Linked DNA regions of Homo sapiens: region 2 is linked to region 1. The links are chromatin loops, found by intact Hi-C in ENCODE. Cell type or tissue: B cell. All regions are shown on one strand. Links, peaks and the distances in the headings refer to the core of each region. The heading gives the core; the rest is flanking DNA.

Region 1 (8,335 bases), core at 231-8,230:
CTTCTGGGCTCAATCAGTCCTCCTGCCTCAATGTCCTAAAGTGCTGGGATTAGCCTTGGCAACATGGTGATGTTCTCAAACCAAACTGAGGGTCAGGCTGCTATGTCTCGCAGCCCAATAATGAGATGCAGATGAACTGGGGAGGAAGAGAGTTTTTATTTCTGTAACCAGTTACAGGGAGAAGGCCTGGAAATTATTGCCAGAACAACTCAAAATTACGAAGTTTTTCAGAGTGTATATACCTTCAAGCTATATGTCTGTGTGTAAGTGTGCATTAATCTAAAGACATAAGTGATTAACTTCTTTTAATCTATGACTAAGGTCTGAGTCCTGAAGACCTTCTTCTGGAGCCTCAGTAAATTTACTTAATGTAAATAGGTGTAGGTGCTGGGGTGATTACCCTTATCTTGTCTCCTGTTAAATCATAAAGGTTTGGGGAGTTCCTTTAGATCCCAGTAAACTTGTTTGTGGAGGCCTGGGGAGTTTCTTCAGACCCCCAATAAAACTTGTTTAATCGTAAAAGGGTCCTGTTAAGAATTCCTTCATTATCTTGTCATGCTTCAAGGCCCAGGAAAAGCCTAGGCACAACTCTTGGTGGGCTCTTTGTTACATTCCGCCCTTTGTATAAGGGCACTGGCTCAATCAGCTTTAATGTTTAACCTAGCTACTCAGTCAGAGCTGGGACAGTTGTAATGGAGGCCTGCGTTAGTGAGACCTGGCTTGCCACAGTGATACCCTGTCTCTACAAAAAAAAATACATAAAAAAATAGCCGGGTGTGGTGGCACATGCCTGTAGTCCCAACTGCTCAGGATGCTCAGGTGGGGGGGCTGCTTCAGCCCAGGAAGCGGAGGCTATAGTGAGCCGTGATTGTGCCACTGCACTGAAGCCTGGGTGACTGAGAGAGACCCCATCTCAAAAAAAAAAAAAAAAAAAAAAAGTGCTGGGATTACAGGCATGAGCCACCGCACCCAGCTAAACTTAATTAAAATTAATAACATTTAAAATTTATATCTCTAGTCACATTACCATACTGCAAGTGTTCAGTGGCTACATGTGTGTCTTGTGACTACCATATTGATCAGTGCAGATACAGAACATTTCCTTCATTGCAGAAAGTTCTATTGGATGACACTGGTGCAGACCACACAGGGGTTGGCAACGTTTTAGATAGTTGTGTCAGGTTATATGCACACAAGCTCAGAATCCTCCATAGCCTTTTTTTTTTCATGGTGGGGATGGGGGTACCCCCCACAGCAGTGGTCTGGTGGCTGACACTTTCTCGTGGATAGACAGCATACACTCTTTACTCACTCAATATAATTTATAGCCTATGATGTCCCACACATTGCAAAGTGCTACAATGCATCTGAGAACAAGATAGAGCTTGCTGAAGGTCTTCTAAGCTTTGACCTTATGCCAAGTTCTGGGATATAAAGATGAGGGCTGGCTGGGCGTGATGGCTCACGCCTGTAATCCCAGCACTTTGAGAAGCCGAAGTGGGAGGATTGCTTGAGCCCAGGAGTTTGAGACCAACCTGGGCTACATAATGAGGCCTCTATCTCTAGAAAGAATTTAAAAATTAGCCCCAGCTACTCAGGGATAGTGGGTGGTGGGGGCTGGGGGCAAGGGCGGGAGGGTAAGATGGGAGGATCACTTGAGCCTGGGAGGTCAAGGCTGCAGTAAGCTATAATCATTGTGCCGCTGCACTTCAGACAAAACGAGACCCTGTCTCCAAAAACTAAAAATAAATTAGAAATAAAGATAAGAGCAACAGAATCCCTGCCATTGATGAGCTCAAAGAGGAGACAGCCCCAAACAGCAGCAGTCCTGGAAGAGCCTGGGGGAAAAACAGGGACCAACTGATAAACCCAACCCATAGCAGTCAGAAGCAGGCGCTTTGAGGCAGAAGCATGTGAAAGACTCTGGCACAGACATTCCAGCTGGAGCAACGAGTCACAAGGGTTCAGGGTAGGAGAGTGGGGCCAATGTGGTTGCAGTATGGGGATTTGGGTTGAGCCAGACCTTAAAAGCCCACCTTCCAGGCTAAGAAATCAGTATGTATCCTGAAGGCCAGATTTGAAGTAGAGTGATAAATGGGGATTGGTATTTTAGCAAGCTTATCCTACCAATGGCTGAAAATCTGAAATCAGATGGAAATTTGAAATCAGGAGGCCACTTAATTATGTGGCCATTCCAGAGCTCAGTCAGAGATGAAGGAAATGGTTTTTCAGCAGCAATGGGAATAAGAGGATAGGAGGGGTGTAAGAAATATGTAGGAAGATGTTCAAGAGCATTGGCAAAATATGACTGGCTCTGGGATTGGAGGAGTCTTGACCGCAGGGGCTGGTACCATTAACAGATAGGAAACGTCATGAGCGGACAACCGGGGAAAGGTTGGGGTTCGGAGTGCAGCAGGAGGGACAAACATAACAGTCCATTTAGCAAGTAACGAGAACCATGCAAATGCTTGAAATTGTTCAGTCCTTAGTTTACTTAGCCTCTCTGAATGTGTTTGTTAATTTTGAGCATCCTCCTTAAAAAGTCCACCTCTGATTTCAATATGTTCTTCCTCCATTATCTGTCAAATCAACGCCTTCATCTCTGTCTCCACTGATACTTCTTTCTTGCAGGCCACCCTAATTCCAAGCTTGCAACAGCAACTATCTCCCAGTCTTCATCTTGACTCAGCTGTCTTCTAACCCATTCTGGATAAAGAATGGTGGTCCTTCTACTTTTCTTTTTTTTTTTTTTTTTGACAAAGTCTCGCTCCGTCGCCCAGGCAGGAGGGCAGTGGCACAATCTCAGCTCACTGCAACCTCGGCCTCCCGGGTTCAAGTAATTCTGGCTCCCAAGTAGCTGGGATAACAGGTGTGTGTCACCACAGCCGGCTAATTTTTTTTTTTTGTATTTTTAGTAGAGACGGTTTCACAATGTAGGCCAGGCTGGTCTTGAACTCCTGACCTCAAGTGATCCACCTGCCTCGGCTCCCAAAGTACTGGGATTACAGGCGTAAGCCACCACACCCGACCCTACTTTTTTTTTTTAATGAAAGAGATGGGGCCTCACTATGTTGTCCACACTGGTCACTAACTCCTGGACTCAAGCAATCCTTCTGCCTCAGCCTCCCAAATGCTGGGGTTATACATGTGAGTCACCATGCCTGGCCAAGAGTGATGGTCTTTCTAAAACGGAAATATGGTCCATGCACTTCCTTGGGAAAGTCATTCAGTGCCTCCTACTGCTGGCAGGATAAGGTCTCAAACTCTACCACCTGCCCCATAAGGCCTGAGGGCATGCAGCTCCTGCCCGCCCTCTAGTCATCACACACATGTCACCCTGCTGAGGAGAACTCCAGCCAGACCAAGTGGGAGGACCCAGGCTCCAAAACTCCTCCAGCACCAAACGCTGTGTCCCAAATCTGTAAAGCTCTTCACCTGGCTGAGTCCTGTTTCCTCTCTCAGGAAGCTTTCTCCAGCCTTCTAAAGCCAGGATAGGGTGCATGCCGGGCCCCTTCATAGCTATGCGTTTTAATGATCTGTTCCCCCAGCGGAATTCTGAGTGCTTTACCTGTTGTATTAATCCATTCTCACACTGCTATTAAAAACTACCTGAGACGAGGTAATTTCAGAACAAAAGAGGTTTAATTGACTCACAATTCCACAGGGTTAATAGGAAGCGTGACTGGGAGGCCTCAGGAAACTTACAATGGTCGAAGGAGAAGCAAGTACCTTCTTACCATGGAAGACCAGGAGAGAGAGAGTGAGGGTGGAAGTGCCAAACATTTTTAAACCATCAGATCTCGTGAGAACTCACTACCATGAGAACAGCATGGGGGAAACCTGCCCCCATGATCCAATCACCTCTCACCGGCCTCTTCTCCAACACTGAGGATCACAACTCGAGATGAGAGTTGGGTGGGGACACAGAGCCAAACCTTATCACCCTTAACCCACAACAACCTTATGAGGTGGATACTGTTATTATCCCCATTTTACAAACAAGGGAAAGAAAGCACAAACAGGTTAAATAACTTACCCAAGGACACAAAGAAGTAGCAACTGGATCCAGTCCAGTGTGGTCCCAGGCCCACATCGGTAACCACCATGCAGAGTGTTTCTTACTTCTCATTGTAACCCTAGTGCAGAGCCTGATTAGTATAGTTGATGTTAAGTAATTTTTGTTTACCTCCATATTGTTTACTCATTCAATAAATATTAGGTTTCTACTTCTAAGGTAGTCTGTAAGAATTAGCTTGAAATGATCAAATGAAAATATTATTGGCCAGGTGCAGTGGCTTATGCCTGTAATCCTAACACTTTGGGAGGCCAAGGCGGGCGGATTACCTGCGGTCAGGAGTTGGAGACCAGCCTGGCCAACACGGTGAAACACTGTCTCTACTAAAAATACAAAAATTAACTGGGCGTGGTGGCACACGCCTGTAATCCCAGCTACTCAGGAGGCTAAGGCAGGAGAATCATTTGAACCTGGGATGCAGAGGTTGTGGTGAGCCGAGATCACACCATTGCACTCCAGCCTGGGCAAAAAGAGCGAAACTCCATCTCAAAAAGAAAAGAAAATATTATTTAATGAACTTATTAATTTACACTTTCTGAAGACTTACTGTTTGTGCAGGCACACTGGTCTTAGTGCGAGAAATAGAGAATGAGAACAATACCTTTACCCTTGAGTTGACAGGCATGGGGGTTGTGACAGAAATAAATATTTTAAAAAGATCATCACTTTTTCATTCCTGTTCCTGAAGCCTTCGTGGATTATTTATGTCTGCCTTCTCCTAAAAATAATTCTATCCAGGATGCCCCGAGGATGTCATGCTGGAAGCTTCCTGTAGGTAACGAGGGGCGCCGCAGTGGTGCTAAGTGCTGAGGCTGCAGGTCTGAAGACAAAAGCCTCCAGAGCGTGACCAGGAATGGTTCGTTTGGCTGCAGCCACAGTAAGGAGCCAGTGCTGCCACCTGCTGGCCAAGAGCAGGTTCGCCCACACCCATTCTGTTGTTAGGAGGCTGAATCACAGCCAGATGGAGGAGGGAAGGGATTTTATCACAACTCGCTTAGTTTAGAGATGAGGAAACTGATGAAAAAGGGACTTGCCCAAGGTCACGTAACTGGTTTGTGGCATAGTCAGAACCGGAACCAAGTACAGGGTTCCTGCAAAACCTGATGCACGCTCCTCTGGATTCAGGCACATGGAACTTAACCTTCAAATTGCAGTATGGTCTTTTCTCGCTTTTTCCTTTCTCTCTTCCCTCCCCCCTTTCCCTCCCCTCCTCTCCTTTCTCCTCCCCCTCCCTCCTCTCTCCTTCCTTCCCCCTCCCCCCATCCCTCCCCTCTCCTCCCCTTCCCATCTCTCCTCCCCTCTCCTCTTTTTTTTTTTTTTTGAAACCAGTTCTCATCACTGCACTTCCAGGACAGGGGAAGCACTGGGGAATGAGGCATCCTAGCTCTGTGGAGGGAAAGGGAGCTGGTCAACATATGCTTTAGGTATTTGTGGGTTTGTTTTTAATTAATAAACTTTATTTATAGAGCAGTTTTAGACTCATAGCAAAATTGAATGAAAGGTAGAGAATTCCCATATAGCCCCTGATCCTACATACTCACAACCTCACCTGCTAACAGCATTCCCCACTACAGCAGTTCATGTGATACAATTGATGAACCCACACTGACACGGCATTTTGACCCAAAGTCCATAGTTTACATTAAGAGTCACTCTGCTGTTACACATTCTATGGGTTTGAACAGATGTATAATGATGTGAATCCTCCTTCAGAGTAATGTACAGAATAGTTTCATTGCCCTAAAACTCCCCTAGGTTCCTCCTGTTCATCTCTCCTCCTCCCACCCCACTGGCAACCACTGTCTCCATAGTTTTGCCTTTTCCAGAAGGTCACATAGTTGGAACCATAGAGCATGTGGCCTTTTCAGACTGGCTTTCACTCAGTAATGTGCATTTAAGGTTCTTCTCTGTTTTTTTCATGGCTTGATAGCTAATTTCTTTTTAGTGCTGAATAACATTCCATTGTCTAGATTTACCACAGTTTATCCATTCACTTACTGAGGGACATCTTGGTGGCTTCCACGTTTGGGTAATTATACAGTTGCTATAAATGTCCATGTGCAGGGTTTTGTATGGATATGAGTTTTCAGTTCATTTGGGTACATGCCAAAAAGCACAATTGCTGAATTGTATGGTAAGAATATGTCTGGTTTTGTAAGAAACTATAAACTGTCTTCCAAAATGGCTGTACAACTTCACATTCCCTCCAGCAACGAGTGAGAGTTCCCGTCACTCCACGCCCTTGCCAGCATTTGGTGTCTTAGATTTTGGCCATTCTCGTAGGTGTGTGGTATGCTTTAGTTTTTTAGTAATTTGGGAGATGAACTATTAGTTTCAGAAATCCTCACACTCATTAGCACTATCTACCCATAGAATCAAAATCACAGGGAAGCCTGGTGGTGTTGACTTACAGAAAACATGAATACTTGCCTGCAGTTCACAAAGGGCACAGGGGTGAGACTCATGCTTTTGGCAGCTGTTGGGCAGCTGAGTATAAACCAGACTAAGGTGGTTGGGGCAGAACCCCAGAGTACTGTCCCCTGAGCCTATGTTCAAGCAATGCAGAGTGGCAACCAGAGGATGCTAAACTCGAAGGAGATGACTTGACTTTATCATGATCACTGCCTGCAGTTACCACCAGGAAGGCCTAACACAGGGTGCAGGATATTTAAAGAGAAGGAACGAGTATAACCCAATAAGGAAGGCATAGGCTAGAGATAAAGGCCACCATCCAGAGAGAGTGCCCAAAGGCCTACCTTCCTTTGCCCATCAGCATTTAGACATATGTTTTAGTTTACTTCTCTCTCACTGGCTAAAAGCAGACCACAGTCGGTTTCTTTGTTTCCTGTCTGTACCGTCTGTTCTCTTTAAAGTAAAAAAAAACAAACTGTCTAAATACAGGATGGGGAGAACTTGTTAGAATACATGTGACAGTATTAAAGGCTAATGCTTATGGATCTCCTTCTGTATACTAGGCAGCAGGTTTTTTTAAGTTAAAAAAATTGTTTTTTTGGTTTTTGTTTTTGTTTTTTTTTTAGTATTTATTGATCGTTCTTGGGTGTTTCTTGGAGAGGGGGATGTGGCAGGGTCATAGGATAATAGTGGAGAGAAGGTCAGCAGATAAACACGTGAACAAAGGTCTCTGGTTTTCCTAGGCAGAGGTCCCTGCGGCCTTCCACAGTGTTTGTGTCCCTGGGTACTTGAGATTAGGGAGTGGTGATGACTCTTAAGGAGCATGCTGCCTTCAAGCATCTGTTTAACAAAGCACATCTTGCACCGCCCTTAATCCATTTAACCCTGAGTTGACACAGCACATGTTTCAGAGAGCACGGGGTTGGGGGTAAGGTTATAGATTAACAGCATCCCAAGGCAGAAGAATTTTTCTTAGTACAGAACAAAATGGAGTCTCCTATGTCTACTTCTTTCTACACAGACACAATAACAATCTGATCTCTCTTTCTTTTCCCCACATTTCCCCCTTTTCTATTCGACAAAACCACCATCGTCATCATGGCCCGTTCTCGATGGTCGTTGTCTCTTCGGAGCTGTTGGGTACACGTGCAGAAAGGCTGTCACTTCACACTTGGAAGATTGCACAGCGGCCAGGCAGAGGCGCTCCTCACTTCCCAGACGAGGCGGCTGGGCAGAGGTGCTCCTCACTTCCCAGACAGGGTGGTGGCCGGGCAGAGGCGCTCCCCACTTCCCAGACGGGGCAGCCGGGCAGAGGCGCTCCTCACTTCCCAGACAGGGTGGCGGCCGGGCAGAGGCGCTCCCCACTTCCCAGACGGGGCAGCCGGGCAGAAGCGCTCCTCACTTCCCAGACAGGGTGGCGGCCGGGCAGAGGCGCTCCTCACCTCCCAGACGGGGCTGCTGGGCAGAGGCGCTCCTCACTTCCCAGATGGGATGGCCAGGCAGTGGGGCTCCTCACATCCCAGACGATGGGCGGCCATGCAGAGATGCTCCTCACTTCCTAGACGGGGTGGCGGCCAGGCAGAGGCTATAATCTTAGCACTTTGGGAGGCCAAGGCAGGCGGCTGGGAGGTGGAGGTTGTAGTGAGCCGAGATCATGCCACTGCACTCCAGCCTGGGCAACATTGAGCATTGAGTGAGCGAGACTCTGTCTGCAATCCCAGCACCTCAGGAGGCCAAGGCAGGCAGATCACTCCAGGTCAGGAGCTGGAGACCAGCCCGGTCAACATGGCAAAACCCCATCTCCACCAAAAATACAAAAACCAGTCAGGCATGGCAGCGCGTGCCTGC
Region 2 (8,335 bases), core at 8-8,007, 49 kb before region 1:
ATGAGTTTTCAAGCCTATAGTAGAACAATTAATTAGAGGTGAAATAGAGGCTACTACTGGAGGCAAGCTGCAATCAGCAGTGGCCACAGCTGGCCTGATCTGCATGGAGTAGACAGTAAGAATGTTAAAAGCATTTACAAAAGTTCAAAAATAATCATGGCTGGAGACATCTGGCTAGGAGCAAATAGTCCGACATACCTGAGTGGCCCCAGAGGGCACACTAAGTTACATTATGTTCCTAATGTCCACACAAGTTCTGAGCTACCAAATAAAGGTTAAATGGAATACTGTAGTTCTTTCTTTTGCAGTTTTATTTTGATATAATTTCTCATTTACAGAAAGTTTCAGATAGAACACAAAGAATACCATCTATCCTTCACCCAGGTTTTTCTTTTCTTTTCTTTTTCCTTTTCTTTTCTTTTCTTTTCTTTTTTGAGACGGAGTTTTGCTCTCGTTGCCCAGGCTGGAGTGCAATGCCGCGATCTCAGCTCATTGCAACCTCCGCCTCCAGGGTTCAAGCAATTCTCCTGTCTCAGCCTCCCAAGTAGCTGGGATTACAGGTGCATGCTACCAACGCCCAGCTAATTTTTGTATTTTTAGTAGAGACAGGGTTTCATCATATTGGTTAGGCTGGTCTCTAACTCCTGACCTCAGGTAATCCGCCTGCCTCAGCCTCCCAAAATGCTGGGATTAAAGGCGTGAGCCACCGTGCCTGGCCCACCCAGGTTTTTCAGATGTTAACATTTTATTACATTTGCTTAAATCTTTCTCTCCCCTTCCTCCCCCTCCCACCTTGTATATGTGTTTCTGTACCACATGGAAGCAGTAAAAATGCCGTTCCTTTATTTATAAATAATTTAACATGTATTTCCTGAAGACTAAGGACATCATGTTATATAACCACAGTGTAATTATCAAAATTAGGAAATGAATATTGAAACAGTAACAGTACTGTTATCTAATATATAGAGTTTATTTGGATGATGCCCGTTGATCCAATAATGTCCATTAGAGCAGAAGAAAATCCAGAATCATGTGATTCACTTAGCCATCATGTCTCTTTCATCACCTTTAGTCTGCAGCATTTCCTGAGTCATTTTCTTTAAAGTTTTACATTAATATTTTTAATGTATATTATATAAGCCAGTTACATAGTAGATTGCCCCTCATTCAAGTGTGTCTGATGATTTAGGCTATCCATATTTGGCAGGAACACCACGGAAGTAATGTTCTGTTCTTCTCAGTACCTGATCTAAGGAGAAAGGTGCTGCTTATTTGTTCCACTGCTGGTGATGTTGACTTTGATCCTTGGTTAAGGTGTTGTCTGCCATGTTTCTCCACTCTAAAGTAACTATTTTTTTCCCCTTTGTAATTAATAACTATCTTATGGGTAATTCTTTGAAACTAGGCAACTATCATGTTTCTCCTTAAACTTTCACTCACCATATTATCTTTTTATGAAGACAGAAGGAAAATAATACATTTTAGTAAGAGTCCCATCAAAATGGTTGTGATGTTTAAAAAAATAACTTCAAGGAACATGGAGTAGTCATTTGACAGATATAATCATGTAGAATTACTTACTATCAGAAATTAAATGTATGCGCCGGGCGCGGTGGCTCACGTCTGTAATCCCAGCACTTTGGGAGGCTGAGGTGGGCGGATCACTTGAGGTCAGGAGTTCGAGACCATCCTGGCCAACATGGTGAAACCCCATCTCTACTAAAGATACAAAAAATTAGCCGGGCGTGGTGGCTCGCGCCTGTAATCCCAGCTACTCAGGAGGCTGAGGCAGGAGAATCGCTTGAACCTAGGAGGCAGAGGTTGCAGTGAGCCGAGATGGCACCATTGCACTCCAGCCTGGGCGACAGGACGAGACTCCATCTCAAAAAAAAAAAAAAAAGAAAAGAAATTAAATGTATGCAATACTTAGTTTTTAAAAATATCCCTCACATATCTAAAGTCAATTTGCAGGTTTATACATGTAAAAATAATTTCATTTGTTAGTAGTATTGTTTTTGAAAGATTTAGAGATGAGTCACTCATGGAAATTTTTCTATTTTTCCAGTATTGGAGGCAGAATGAAACTAACAAAAATCCTTTGGGGAAAAAATTATTCCAATAAATTTTCCAGTAATTATTCCAAATGTCTCTTCTTTTCCTCCCTTTTTTGTGTATCTTTACAACTCAACCAAAAAGTCCACTGTTACTATATCAAGCCTGCTTAAGAATCCTCCGTGATGCCCACTTCCTACAGGATCAAGTTCCAGCTCATCTGAATTCAGACTACCTTTTCATCTTAAAACTTTTCCTCTATTCCAGCCAAATTCATCTTCATAATTCATCTTTAAACATCATCTCATGTTTTTCTGTCTCTGCAAAATGCCCTTTCAATCTATTTTGAGTCTTCTCAGTATACCAGATAAAATTCAAGTGCATCTTTCATAAAATATTCCCTGACCTCTTCATTTTTCAAATTTTGACTTTAATTAGCTACATATAGTCTATTTGCTACTTCAGGGGGATGGTTTAGTAGGAACTTACCTTAGGGAAGATAAGGTGGCATAAATAACAATAAGATACAGACCAGGCAGTGCTGACTCCCTGCTTGGAGGGCCATTTTCCCATGCCCTGCACTGTGCCATACCCTGCACACTGTAGGACACAAAGTTTGTTGTACACATTCTTGTGTATATTTCCATGTACAGTATCTAATGAGACTCATCCCACTCAGAACTTAGGACTTATTATATATTCAATAAATGAATTGTTCAGTTGATACTGTCTTTTAAAAATTCTGATAAAGCCAGCATCTCAATAGGAAGCAGGGGCAGATGTTTCCATTCCTCCCTCATATTTTACTTTCTGTTCAAGGGTGAGTGTTTACACTTTGAACTCTTTCTGGCAGTGATGAATCAGTGCTGATTAATCAATACTCTTTTGCCAGATTTTTCTAGGAGCCAGAGAGAGCTTGACTGGGGTCAGGCATCCATTTAAGGGCAGGTTGGTTTCCTTATTTTAGGAAAAAAAATAGTGCTTATATGTTTCATTAATCATAACTTCACTTTACAGGAATCCAAAAAATTTAGTGTTATCTGTTCACTCCTTTTGAAGTGTTCTTTGAGAGCTCTCTGACCACCAGGAAGTGTAGTAGGTGCTAGGCACACTGAAGCCAAGTAAGGTGTAGTTCCATGGCTCAAGGAGTTGTGAGTCTAACAGGGGAGCTGAAGTTAATTGCAAGGGAGATTGTGCTTTTCACTGAAAGGTGTGTCTTCGGTAGACTACAGCCATAGAGTCGTGTGAGAATTACTGAAGAGTGTGGCAGAAGAAAAGGTGGTAAGATCAGGGAGGGCTTTACCAAAGTCACGTTCAGGTGGAGTCTTGAAATTCTGTAAGCTTTCAGAGGTGGGCCTTGTTCCAAGCTGTGTGAGTATAGCCCTGAGGTAAGCTGGCTGCGTGGCATGTTGAAGGAAGTGAGAGCAAGCTGATACCAGCTCGCCACCAACAGCCTTTGCCAAATGTAAAGCAGGAAAAGGAGGGTTACTTTGAAAAGCCTAGTGTGCCATGCTGAGAATGATGGACTTTATGAAGCAATGGAGGAGCTTTTAAATGTGTTTTCAATAAGAAATTGTCATGGACAAATCAGCATTGAATTCAGATCTCATTAAAAACGTGTCCAAAGGATAACTCGACAGTAAACATATCTCGAAAGTACCCATGGCTGTAAAAAAGGCGAAGTATTTCTTTCTCCATTTAATTTACCCTCCCCTGGGTGATTGGTTTGTGGTTAGGCCGTTTGTCCAGCTGCAGCAGACTGGTTTTACACCCTGAAGTAAACTTGAATTTCTTTTTTTTTTTTTGAGACGGAGTCTCGCTCTGTCACCCAGGCTGGATGGAGTGCAGCGGTGCGATCTCGGCTCACTGCAACCTCCGCCTCCCAGGTTTAAGCGATTCTCCTACCTCAGTCTCCCAGGTAGCTGGGATTACAGGTGCCCGCCATCACGCCGGGCTAATTTTCGTATTTTTAGTAGAGATGGGATTTCACCATGTTGGCCAGGTTGGTCTCGAACTCCTGACCTCAGGTGATCCACCTGCCTCAGCTTCCCAAAGTGTTGGGATTACAGGTGTGAGCCACTGCGCCTGGCCTTTGAATTTCTTAAAACCAAGCAGAACAGTGATTTTCAAGCTCTCTTCATTAGATTCTAGCAGCTGGAGTTTATTTATTTATTTATTTGAGACAGTCTCACTCTGTTGCCCAGGCTGGAGTGCAGTGGCGTGATCTCCGTTCGCTGCAACCTCTGCCTCCTGGGCTCAAGCAATCCTCCCCGCTCAGCCTCCCAAGTAGCTGAGATTACAGGTGTGCGCCATGAGGCTCAGCTAATTTTTTTTATTTTTGGTAGAGATGGGGTTTCACCATGTTGCCCAGGCTGGTCTTGAACTCCTGAGCTCAAGCGATCCACCCACCTCAGCCTCCCAAAGTGCTGGGATTATAGGCGTGAGCCACTGCACCTGGCACAGCTGCATTTTAGAGCTTCCAAATGCTTAGTGCGTATTTCATTTGTTTCCAAAGTACATTTTAAACCATTAAAATCACAATAAAAAATAGCACACACACTTGTGGGTGGTTATATGAATAATTCGTGGACTTTGGACACCAATGTCCTGTTAACTCAGGCTGCCAGTGCAGTCTTCAGAATAAAGTAGATTTTTGTAATTTCTCTGCCGACATGTAAACTTATACAAGTGTGTTATTGATTAAGAAGCTGAGTAGAGCACTGCCCTGGTATTTTGAAAAGTTCAGGTTCATGCATGTGCACTAATAATGTATTTTACAAGTGAACATACCTATACCTACAGTCAATCAAATGCCAGGCAAGGTGTGGCTCGTCTGCTTCAGGCATGGTCTTATTGTATAATAGCATCGTAAGTGAAGTCCCAACATCTCATTTGTATGCTGGGTAGTAATTACATGTTTCAAATCACCTGGGGGCCTTTTAAAAATCCTGATACCCAGGCCATACCCCTTACCAATTAAATCAGAATTCCTGGAGGTAGGGGTGGGACCCAGGCATTAGTATTCTTTTAAGAGTTAGACTGTTTAGAGCAGTTATGGTTTACAGCAAAATAGAGCAGAAGGTACAGATTTCCCATCTGTCTCCTCCATGGCCTCTCCTATTATTGGTATCCCCCACCAGAGTGATACATTGTTACAGTTGGTGAACCTACAGTAACACATCATTATCACCCAAAGACCATTATATTTACGTTAGGGTTCCTTCTTTCTGTTGTACGTTGTATGGGTTTCAACAGATGTACAATGACATATATCTATTATTATAATATCATATAGAGTAATTTAGTATTTTTCAGTAGTTTCAGTAGGCATCAGTATTTTTAAATTTTTAAAAATTTTTTGCTGTATTTTGGAGGAGAGGAATATATTCTTATTGCCATCGACCGTAGGCGTATTCTTTCCAATCTCTTGTTCTGTCCTTCTAGTAATAATTGTATTGGCTTTTCTGGTTTCAGTTAAATTTTGGTTCACATATCTTCAAACATACTATAAACCTGATAAGATTTGAGAGCCCAGAAAGATAAGTTTAAGGTACAGTGGTCTTTTTCCTGAAGAGCAATTTTAATATGCCATTTCAGCACCTGGGAAGTGTAAAATATGTGAGAGTGTTATTTTCTTATCTATCAGATATGCCTCCAGAGCTTTCAACATGTTCTTTATGTTAAGCATTTTAGTCCCCTGTACTCTAGCAGAAGTAAAATCTGATTTTTCCTACCAAAAGTTCCTTATTTTCATCTGCTTGCTAAGAACCAAGAAATGTTTGGATGCTTTATGCAGATGATACAATTCAAACTAACTGCAACTGGGGCATTTGTGTTGCCTGCTTCATGTTTTGAGCCTTTAGTATTTAATGGAAGCCCTGCGCTGTGGAAAGTCTCCTAATAGCACTTTGTGCATCCCAGGGGCCAGCCACGGTGCTTCTGCAGCCGCACTGTAGATGTTTGTTTATTTGTCTCCACTAGGCTGTCCAGTACATTTAGAGGCTGAGTCTCAGTGTGTGTTTGAAAGAATGAATGGTTGATTGAAGAAAGGAGACCATTTGCAGGAGAGAGAGAGAGATGAACAGTACATATATAGAGGAGGGCAAGAAGAAATCCCAGGGCTTTAGAGTCAAGTGATTAGTTCAGTGACTGGCCTGATTCAGGACCCTTTGAGCATTTCTCATTTGAGAAACAGAAAGATCTTTGTTGGTACAAAAAAGGTTAAGGATAGATATGTGGCCAGCTGGACATCGATCATGAGCGGAAGGAATTGACTCCGAGAGGGATTTGGTAATCTTGTGTGTTAGTAAAAGTACATGGATTTTTTTTTTTTACAGTCTCACTCTGTCACACAGGCTGGAGTGTAGTGGCACAATCACAGTTCACTGCAGCCTCAACCTCCCAGGCCCAGGCAGTCCTCCTATCTCAGCCCCCTGAGTAGCTGAGATCACAGGTTTGAGCCACTATGCCCAGCTAATATTTTTTTGTCAAGACGAGGGCTGGTCTTGAAACTCCAGGGCTCAAGCCATCCTCCTGCCTCAGCCTCCCAAAATGCTGGGATTACAGGCATGAGCCACCTTGTCTGGCCAGATTTTTTTTTTTTTTTTTTTTTTTTTGGTAATCAAATATTTCAAAAGGTGAGTCTCCTTTGGGGTGATTCTCTCACACAGAAAGATGATTCTTGGAGGAAACATATCTAAGCATCCTCCAAGGTAGTGTCAGCATTCAAAGTTGATCCTGAATTATCTCTGCAGACACTTTTTGTGTTGGGCATTATGCTGAAGCCATTTGTTGTAGAGCAAGTTGATTTTTATGGCTGAGCTTATCTGAATTTAGTTTGATATATTGTATTCTTTATTTATTCATTCATTGATTCACTGATTCATTCATTTTTCCTGACATTCAAACAAATGTTTCTTGAACACATTGTGAAAGGGCCAGGCATTTGTCAGGTAATGAGGGTATAATGGTAAACAAGGTAGACACAGCCCTTTGCCCTCTTGGGGGTGCAGACAGCCGGTCATTTAAGTGGGGTGTGAGGAGAGCATTTACAAGGAAAGGACAGGATGTCGGGGAGCACAGGGTGGGGAGTGTGGGGCAGACGCTAGGAGGAAGTCCCTTGAGATTAAGGCCTGAAGCATAACTTTAGACAAAGAGTGCAGAAGAGTGTGTTCCTGACTAATGAAAAGCTTAGTTTATTAATACTTAGGGCTTGTTGAATGGAGGATACTTTTGCAGCCTTCCCCTACTTTGTGCCATCCAGCCAAGAGAGGTCCACAATAGCAGCCCTGATTCGCGGGAGGAAAGAGCCCACTTCAGCTGCAGGGTGGCCCTGTTCCCAGGAGAGATTTGAGTCTGACCCCACAGTGGCAGCAAGGCAGCTCTGTGCCTGTGTTATCTCCACCAGCACACGTCATTGAGTCAGCTTTACTTTATCCAGCCTGATTGTAGAAGTCATAGTAGACACTGTGAGGGAATCGTGTGGAATTTTCACTGGAGCATTCTGAAACTTAAAAAGTAAATCTTTTATTGCTTTACTAATGTCTTCCTGTGTCTGTCTTTTTAAAAATTTTTATTGTAAAAAGTAAAATATATACCAAAGAGTGTATGTGTGTACAGTTTACACTATCAGTATTAAAATGGGCACCCATGTACTCATGACCAGCCTAGGAAATAAAACATTACCAATAGTGTGTACCTTTCACATCCTGCCTCCTCCACCCTGTCCCAGTTGTAACTACTACCCTGAATTTGTATTTAGTGTTCTCTTTTGTTCCTCTCTTCTAGTATGTTTTAAAAGGTCATATTTATGCTTATTAGGAGATATTACAGTATCAGACTCTTGCTGTGTACCAACAAAGAACAAGAGATAGGTCAGAACGCTGTTTAAATAAATTGCTTGATTGTACTCTTTTAAGCAGGAGTTTATAGTGGTAACATCAAAGTGCTTAAAAAAATTCAAAACAAAAGCCTTTTTCAGTTTCAAGGAAAACCTTAACAAGGTGTGTTAAAAAGATAAGGTTTTTAGAGGTTGGGTGAGGTGGCTCACACCTTTAGTCCCAGCACTTTGGGAGGCCAAGGCAGGTGGATCACTTGAGGTCAGGAGTTCAAGACCAGCCTGACCAACATGGTAAAACCCTGTCTCTACTTAAAAAAAATAGAAAAATTATCTAGGCATGGTGGCACGCCCCTGTGGTCCCAGCTATTCAGGAGGCTGAGGCCAGAGAATCACTTGAACCCAGAAGGTGGAGGTTGCAGTGAGTTGAGATCGCTCCACTGC

The links. Peaks named below come from ENCODE experiments on the same cell type or tissue, not always from the same donor. Only the 100,000 strongest peaks of a DNase experiment are listed, where the experiment ranks them.
Region 2: it touches region 1 in a loop (5-fold over the local background); 9 of 110 quality-filtered maps call a loop at or near these places.

Annotation. Positions count from the first base shown.
Region 1 is chr1:167,798,548-167,806,882 of GRCh38, forward strand. No RefSeq gene overlaps it. Among named protein-coding and RNA genes, the nearest start is that of MPZL1, 81 kb to the left of the region's middle. In B cell, for the core only: CTCF peaks have their summits at 4,970 (motif pointing left) and 5,182; DNase peaks (open chromatin) are centred at 4,964 and 6,794.
Region 2 is chr1:167,749,784-167,758,118 of GRCh38, forward strand. The region is part of intron 1 of MPZL1 (myelin protein zero like 1); the gene reads left to right. Among named protein-coding and RNA genes, the nearest start is that of MPZL1, 32 kb to the left of the region's middle. RefSeq lists an enhancer at 3,299-3,418. In B cell, for the core only: no CTCF peak of the experiment used is centred there; a DNase peak (open chromatin) is centred at 3,588; H3K4me3 peaks cover 1,317 bases; H3K27ac peaks cover 1,992 bases.